Regions from separate parts of the Mus musculus genome. Here region 2 is linked to region 1. A link is a loop called in an ENCODE intact Hi-C map of the cell type or tissue named here. Cell type or tissue: gastrocnemius. All regions are shown on one strand. Each heading gives the region's core, and the rest is flanking DNA. Links, peaks and the distances in the headings are about the cores only.

Region 1 (4,388 bases), core at 159-4,158:
GACCACTAGCCATGGGGTTGGTTAGGGTGGTGGGAGGCTGAGCTGCCCAGCCTGGCTGAGATTGGCAGGGTGGAAGTGAACCTGCCTGTTTCCTCTGTCCAGCCCTCAGGATCAGGCCTGTGACTGTGACTTTGTCCCTGCCTGGCCCACATGTCTACCCTTCCCTCTAGCCACAGAGAGCCTCAACCTTGGCCATTCTGCTCTCTGGCGATGGATGAGTTCTTATTTGAACCCAGCCTGGTAACTGTCCCTTGCCACAGACCCTTGAACCAAACCCCATGCTGACTCTCAGCCTGATTCGAGATCCGTGGTCCAGCTCCAAACCTCAGCCCTGGCTGGATGCTGACCATGGCCACAGGTGAGCCCTGCTTCCTGGCCTGGGCAGTGGTCATCCTGCCTCTGATGTTTGGTGGCCACTCACCCCTGCCAATTGGCAAGCACATGAGCTCTCTGAGCAGACTTCCTCCACCCCGAGGGGGAGGCACAGGAGATGTCCCACTTACAGCCCCACTATGGCTGGGTGCATCAGACCATGCCTGAGGTGCTCTTGGCACCTATCCTGAATGGATCCACACTTTGGAGACTATGTCCTGCCCCTCACACCTCAGGTGTGTGTGTGTGTGTGTGTGTGTGTGTGTGTGTGTGTGTGTGTGTGTGTATGCCAGTGGTGATATGCTATAGAAACTTTGGAATCCAAGGCCACTCTCTAAATAGCCTGACCTGGGAGGCAGAAGCCTGGGGTTTCAGTTGAACTCTGCCACTGATTTACCCTGTGACCTCCAACATGACCTTTCTGAACCTTTGTTTCTTCCCTACAAGGCTCAAAAGATCCTCGAAAAGTTAGGAGTCTCCGAGAAGTGGGAACCACAGTGGTCTGTATCTATGTTATCTACGTGAGCCCCGGAGAGCAGCCCGAGGGCCTCTGTACTGCTATCTCATCTGCATGGAATGCTGTCTGCATCTCTCGCTCATTTCTTCTCCACTGGGCTAGCTGCTCAGGCACCTCTGGACACAGCTAATAACTCCACTCTTCTCTAAAATGTACTCTATTCTTCTTCCTTATCTAATCACCCCACCCCCAAAGTCTCACCAACTGGCACTCTGCAAATTTTGTAAGTTCTGCTCTTCATCAGAGGATGCTATTCCTAGAAGAAAATGGGTCTCGTCTCTGTGAAAGTAGAGCCCCTCCCCCTTCCAGGAGTCTTCCAGGAGTGAGACCATATTCGCCAGAGCTGCAGTGGTGACTTCAGGAAGAACTCAGCTAGCAAGGTCATGCAGAGACTATCAGAGCCTACGAAAACTGACCGTCATCGCCACTAGGGGGCGGCCGGGCTATGTGCAGGTGTGAGGTGTTGCCCAGGGCTAGTCACTTTTACCATAGGCTAGTCCTGTTCCTGGTCTTATCCTGCAGACGCGAGGAGGCCTGGTCTATCTCCTTGCCTTCCATTTGGGTAAGGGAAAAACGAATCAGAAGACTGAAACTGTTAACTTGTCTCTGCCACTTACTGGCTGTGTGATCGTGGACAAGGACGCTTCCATCTCTGGCCCTCAGTTATCTCAGCTGAGGATGAGAGAACACGTCTCATCAGAGTCTGTTTGAATTTGTTCTGGGTCACTAACTGCCTTCACGCCAGCCACAAAGTCTTAGCTCCACTTCCTCCCAATTCCTTCTGGCGCCCCGGGAAAGTTCTTGAACTGTTTTGCATGCTGCCCTCTCTTGGCTGGCTATGGAACTGCAGCAACAGCCTCCGGCCTGGCGGGCTCAGGGAAGGAAGGAGCAGGAGTGGGGGAGGGGCTTCAGTATTATCAATAAACTGGCTTCTTTTTGTTGAGCGTCTACTGTGTCTTAGGTTAAAAACTGCAGGGTCAATGATACTGCTGACAGTGAGGGTCTGGGCCTCCAATCTGGCAGTGTAGTGAAGTGGTCAGGATTGGGGATTCTGGTGTGAGGTTCCTGGGTTCAAATCACAGCCTCATTCTATATTAGATACCTGGCCTTGGACAAGCCTTTAAATTTCTGTGCTTTTGTCTCCCCAAGAGTAATTTGAAAAGCATAATGTGTCTTACTTCACGTCCGTCAGTTGCGAAGACCGTGTGTGTGGTCAACATGTCTCTTCTCTGTAATAGATTCTTCTGCCCCCTTTCTCCAAGAGCGCTTATGTTCATCTTGCAGCAGGCATTTGCAGGTCTGACTGCTGCAGCCATGGCAGAGCCCTGAGGCTGGCCCTCATCCCCACTGGGGTGAGTCTGTAGGCGAGGCTTCAGTTGGAGAAGGGAGTCCTTTTCCTGTAGTAGTGACAGAGGCAAAGTGGCTGGCCCAGGGTCTGGTGGGGATAGAGGAGGTGGTGTTAGTTGTGGTGGTGGTGAAGATGGTGGTGGTGGTGGCGGTGGTGATGATGGTGACAGTAGTGGCTGGTAATTGAGGCAAAGGTGACGGTGAGCTGTGGGGGAGGGGGAGGTGGTAAGGGCGGTGATGGTCACAGTGGTGTGAGATGGTGTCAACCGTGGTAAGTGATGTTGCCGGTGGTGGGGGTGTCAGTGACAACGTTGTTGTTAGGTGGTGGTGGTGGGGATAGTACAGGCAGACCCAGCCTGACTGTATGAATGGGGCTGACTCCTTCAGCTCCAGCCATTGCCAACCTAGACGTGGCGAGCTCTGAGCTTCCCAGAAAAAGGAGCCATACCGGAATGCCAACTGATCCTCCCTCTTCCTTGTCGCCAGGGCTCCTCCTATTCCTCCTCTACAGACGAGGCAGGAAGGCAGACTGCTCTTTTTTATTTTATTTTATTTCATTTCATTTCATTTCATTTTATTTTATTTTTAATTTTGCCTATAAGCATTTGACAAAATCTGAGTCGGAACTCCCCGATGTCCCTAAGGCTCATGGGCTGTGGGCCTGTTGCAGGCAGATTAGCCTTTCACTCCACTGTGGGCTTGGCCATCCAGGACTGCAGAGCCCGTCCCACCCCAAGTATGGCATCTCAGAGACTTGCTGGAACCAGACAAAGAGATTTGTCACTTCTCCATGGAGGCAGGAACAGGTAAGTGGGCTCCTTCTTCTGGTGGCCCGTCCAAGGGGTTGAGAATTCTCTCCCACACTGGGAGGCCCAGGGCCAGGTAGCAAACTCCAAGCCTACAAGATGTGAGTTCGGGTCCAGTTCCACTAAGAAGTGCTTCTTAGTGTACCACTGAGAACATTCCAGAGTGTCTCTGTGCATGTTGTTTTTGCTGGGTCCTGTGACCATCCTGGATGCTAAGACCTGTCCCCTGGCCATAGAGAAAGGCCCAGAGGGGCCGGGAAGGGGCTCGGTTGGAGGCTTATATATGCATGAGGACCTGAGTTTACCCCATATAAAGCTGGGTGTGGTTGTACACACTTGTAATCCCAGCTCTGGGGCCAGGTGTGTGCATATGGTGGGATCGCCAAGGAGAAAGAGCCTGCAGACCCTCGAGCTCACTGACCAGACAGCCTCAGCCTGGCCCATCTGTCAAGCCCAAGGGCAAGGAGATTCTGACTGAAAACAAAAACAAAAGCAAAATCAGAGGCTCCTGAGGCAGAACACCTGAGGCCGGCCTCTGGCCTTCACACAGGCACGTGCCCTCGTCTGCACATGCTCACACGTGTGTGTAAATACAGGCACAGATACACAAGAAGAAAAGGACAGTGGGGGCTGGAGAGATGGCTAAGTGATGAAGAGCCTTGACTGCTCTTCCAGAGGTCCTGAGTTCAAATCCCAACAACCACATGGCCGCTCACAACTGTCTTATAACTCCAAGATGTGACACCCTCATATAGACATGCATGCAAGCAAAACACCAAAGCACATAAAATATGAATAAATAAGTTATTAGGAAGGAAGGAAGGAAGGAAGGAAGGAAGGAAGGGAGGGAGGGAGGATACAATGACTGGTAGACTTGACCAAAGTCTCACATTAGGCCGAGGCTGAGAGTAAGCAAGTACCGATCAGCCCTGTACCTGCCAGGCCTAGAGCTGGGGCTACCTGCTTCCCTTCCTGGCTATATCCTTTTTATGAAAACCATGGGGACTTTCCAGCTGTGGGCTTTCAGGACACAGTGTCCCCCCTGAGGTAGCAGACAGGGCTTTGCACCCCAACTGAACAGACAAGGAACACGGCCAGCTGTGGAGGCCGCGTGACTTGTGCTTCTGCCCCAGGAAAGGGCAGACCCGGACTGAGAGCCCCAGTTCCTAGACGCCCCCCAGCCACAAAACGGGGGGCCCGGTTGGAGTGGAGTTTCTAAGAATAAAGCCACTTCCAGAGCGGGCAGAGATCAGGGACTTTCAGGCCAGCTCCATCCAAGGGTGAGCTCAGGCAGGCCCGGCTGGCCGGGATGGGAAGGGCTGACCACTTCCTGCTCAGGGCTGGCG
Region 2 (4,388 bases), core at 1-4,000, 260 kb after region 1:
AACAAAACAACCTCTTGGGAGAGGTAAGGGCATTTAAAGGAACCACAAGAATGCCAACAATAGTCAAACCCCCTTTTTTAAAAAAGAGATTTTTTTTTTGGCATAAAATATTTCACTCTAAATGTCAATGGAAGAATGTCACTAATACACCGTGGACGCCTTTGTAATGTAAATCCATGCCCCCCATTTTTTTTAAACATGGTGAACTTCAACCTAGCAATTATTACAACAAATGTTATAGTCTAAAGCTCAAACACATTTTAGCAATTTTGAAATTGAATTGAGTACAAACCAAATAAAATTTACAACATAACAAACATGTCCGCTTAGGACTGTGGGGACACTTGAGCCTTCCGCATGGACCGCAGGGCCTTCTCCCGCAGGTGCCTCTCTAGGTCATCAAGGTTGTCATCTTCAGCTTCACTCTCAGTCTCCTGAAAAACAAACCCAACCCAGGCACATATTAAGTCTTGAGACACAGTGGGGCCCGAGTACAGCAACTGCACAGCTCTGCACACACAAAAGCCACCCAAAGCTCTCGAGGCAGGGCTGCTTTGTAGCCTAGGCTTGTTTAGAATTTGTTATGGTGCCAAGATCAGCCCTCCCAAGAGCTGGGCTTACCACCATACCCAGTACAACGAGAGCTAGGGAATCAGATCCAGTCCTTGAGCATTAAGTTAAGTAAGTCCCCAACCAACTGAGCTATGTTCCTATGCTTACTATGCAAGCACGCGGACCCTGTAAGATGACAGCACGCCTGCAGCGCCCCAGTGCTGACAGTGAGCTCTAGGCAAGACAGCTTAGGGAGCCTGCCCCAAGCCCTGATGACTTGTGTCCCATCCTAAGGAATTAACTCTGCAAATGACCCTGGATTTGTAAAGTGCAATAAAAATAAGAGAGAAAGAGAGAGAGACATCAACGGCCTCTACATGCACACTGATGGGTGAGCACACACAGACCCTACTGTCATCAGTTACTCTGAGACGCCCCCACTTTTGTCCCTTATGGGAAGTTTTTTTTTTTTTTTTAAATTGCACTTATTGTGTATATCTAGGGATGTGGCTCAGTGGTAGCATACATTGCCCAATCTACATACAGCAAAAGGCCCTGTGCTGTCCCTTGAACGTAGTTGTAAAAAGTTGAAACACATTAAGTTTTTTTTGAAGCCATTTGTACTCTTGATTCTGGCAGGTCACCAAGAAACATCAAAATACTACAGAGAAAAAGCACAACCACTTCTCAGACAGCAGGCAGAGGCGGTGTGAATACCTTCCTGGGCTCTGGTGCTGCTGCAGGCTCTTCCTGTGCTGATGTGGTGGTGGCAGCAGAAACAGCTGCAGGGGCTGCAGTAGCTGGGGTGGCTATGGTCACAGCCTTCTCCTTCTTGTGTTTTTTGTGCTTCTTGTGTTTCTTATCCTTCTTGTGTTTCTTGTCCTTCTTCTTCTTCTTTTTCTTCCCACCTCCTTCTTGATCAGAATTCTAGAAACAGTGAAGTAATTGAGGTGATTAAAATCCTTCTTTTTTGGGGGGGGGGGCTCTGAGGGAATTTCAAACAAATGGATGTTTTACAGTTGTGCAAAGACAACTGGCACCAATGAGGGCACTCTCAGAGAAGTGAGACACACACTAAAGCCAGGGTCCACCCACAGCCAGTTGGAGAGTCTCAATGCTGACCGACTCAGTACAGTTTCCTTACTAACTCTAAGCCAAGTTCCCAGATTCAGGATGTGAGTGGGTGACAAGAGTTGGGGTCCTGAGCAACACAAGTTGCCTTCCAGCTCCTGACCATGAGCATTCAATGAAGAGCAATTATAAACCTCTGACAACACTTAGCTAACCACAGCAGGATTCCAATTCGCAGTGCCATTAGCCCAATACAATGCCAGGATAAACTCAACCACACACATTTAAGAGTGGGAGTGGTCTGCCTCACTCCTCTACAGAGATGTCCCTCTTACAGGAGTTAGTCCTTCCCATTTACCATGTGCATCCTCAGGTTTTCAGGCCTGGAAGCAGGTGCCTGAATTGACTGAGCCGTCTTCTAGCTCAGATATCCCATTACAACAGGGCAGAGTCTCCATAAGCCCTGGAAGTTACGCCCTCATCTAGTAAGATCCCCAATCCTATCTTTGCATCTACCGAACACCATGGGCTACCCAAACTGTCACCAGTGCACTTCAAACACAAGCTGGCCTACAGCCAGGCAACGAAACCTAATCCCAAAGCCAGCAGCTCGTGCCAGGCACTGAGCATCGTAGCCGTTTTTACTCTTCAATAGCCTAGAAAGAGAATCAAAGAGATTCTCTAGAACATAGATAATTCTAGAAAAGAGAATCAAATCCCGATTCAAAGTACAGTTTCTATTGCACATTAACCACTTCCATACTACAAGATTCAAAGACTACTTAGCCGGCAGGGCAGCAGCAGTGCACTCCTTTAATCCCAGCACCGTGGAGGCAGAGGCAGTAGCAGTCTGATCTATAGAGAGTTCCAAGACAGCCAGGGCTGCACAGAGAAATCTGTCTTGGGGTGGAAAAAAGATTTAACGGAACCACCATATTCTAGGTACTGTCTTTACATTAAATTTATATAAATTATTTTAACTGAATCTAACTTGTAACTTCATTTTTTTTGAGACGGTGTAGCCCAGGGTAGCCTCTGGAATGCTTAGGATTAGAAGCATGTTACAACACTGGGTTTGAAATTTCTATTCTTTTAAAGAATTTCACCCACTAACTGGTCTTTTTGAGGTATAATCACAAGGCCAAAGCTGAGGCTCGTCTTGAACTCCTGACCCTGCTTCTGTCCACCGAGACCTGGAATTGTTAAGTACTGTCCCCCACCCCCAGCCGACTAATTTATAAAAGATGTCCAAAACCAGGTAGGCACATACCCGGGCAGGGGACAGGCTTGGTGTTGGGCTCTTAGCCTTTTTGGCTGGTACTGCAGGTGACCAGTTTGTGGAGGGTGACTGAGACTGCACAGGAGAGGGAGGTGCTGGCGGCTTTTTAGCTGCTGGCTCAGGAGATCCAGAGACAGATCTGGAAGATGAAACCCTTCTTACGGACTGAGGGCTTGGTGAGGCAGCCCTAGACAGAGAGGAAAAAAAGACAAAGTTGAGAACACACTCCAACGACACACACATCAAGCTTTCTGTCATCCAAGTGTTCTCCATGGTCACACATTCCCTACAATTCTGCCACTTTCCTGACGGGTCATCCTGTAGCACAGTAGTGACACCAGTCTCTCACGTTCCTAAAGTATCAGCTCTGTTATCAGTCTCATGTGCTTGTCAGGGGCTGGAGAAATGGCTCTGGACTGGGGTTCATGTCCCAGCACCAACACAGCTCACGGCTAAGCACAACTATCGTTTCAAGGGAACTGACATCTGCTTTTGGGCTCTTTGACACCCACAAGAAGTGGGCATACAGATACACTTACAGGCAAAATACTCATTTACATAAAATAATACAGAGGAGTTCCTGAGTCTCCTGATGCTAAGAACCAAGAAAAGCCCTCTGGAATTTATGCTACAAGGAGCAAAGTAGGGAAAGATGTGAGCACTACCTAAAGTTTGTACCATCACTATTATTGGCCTTTTGAGACAGGGTTTCTCTGTGTAGCCATGGCTGTCCTTGAGTTCAGAGACCTGCTGCTCTGCCTCCTTAGTGTTAGGATCAAAGGTGTGCCACCACCAGCTTGCTTATTATTTCTGTAACTGTTCAGTAAGAGAAAGGATTCTTCTACATGTTATACAACTACATATTCCTAACAAACAAAAGCATTAGGCATTTTTACTTTTTTATCTTTTTGGGCTCCGGGGTCCTGGAGACTCTCCTAATAGGCCTAGTACTTGGAGATGGGGACTGCCTTCCTTGGGGTGACGCTGAAGCTCCTCTTCGTACAGGGGGAGGGCTTGAGGTCTGAGGAGCCCGAGGCCGTGGTGAGGGCGAATGCCGTTTGTTTGGTTGTGGTGAGCGGGCCTCCCGGGTGGATCGGCCTGGGGAAGACCCTTTCCTATGTTTTGAAGATAAGGAGGGCGAGCGTCTCTTGGTGACTGTGGGGCTTCTTTGTTTAGGAGGTGGAGAGTGGGAGACCCGGCGCTTTGGTGGTGGAGATGGTGATGCCCTTCGCTTGGGCGGGGGCGGGGGGGAGGCGGTTCTCCTCTTTGGAGGGGGGGAAGGAGAGTATCTCCTCTGAATGGGAGGAGAGTATCTTCTTGGAGACGGTGAGCGGCGGCGTGGGGGAGGAGAAGGGGTCCTAGAAAAAAACAACACACCGTTAAGATGAAATGGACAGCATCCAAAAAAAAAAAAAAAAAAAAATCAAGCTCACTTATTATTATTGTTGTTTGAGCATGTCCATACACCATGCAAGTTCAGGATAGA

The links. Hi-C counts contacts between places; a loop is a spot of excess contacts. Peaks named below come from ENCODE experiments on the same cell type or tissue, not always from the same donor. Only the 100,000 strongest peaks of a DNase experiment are listed, where the experiment ranks them.
Region 2: a loop joins it to region 1, with 2.6 times the contacts of the local background. A loop is called at or near these places in 9 of 42 quality-filtered maps.

The regions. Positions count from the first base shown.
Region 1 is chr4:135,065,607-135,069,994 of GRCm38, forward strand. No RefSeq gene overlaps it. Among named protein-coding and RNA genes, the nearest start is that of Gm42327, 16 kb to the left of the region's middle. In gastrocnemius, for the core only: CTCF peaks have their summits at 1,298 (motif pointing right) and 1,736 (motif pointing left); DNase peaks (open chromatin) are centred at 1,319 and 1,721; H3K4me3 peaks cover 394 bases; H3K27ac peaks cover 209 bases.
Region 2 is chr4:135,321,021-135,325,408 of GRCm38, forward strand. It overlaps Srrm1 (serine/arginine repetitive matrix 1), which reads right to left. Exons shown (of 18, transcript NM_016799.4): 15 at 3,799-4,260; 16 at 2,894-3,089; 17 at 1,270-1,479; 18 at 1-434. The coding sequence ends at 327. Among named protein-coding and RNA genes, the nearest start is that of Gm12984, 17 kb to the left of the region's middle. In gastrocnemius, for the core only: no CTCF peak of the experiment used is centred there; a DNase peak (open chromatin) is centred at 2,193.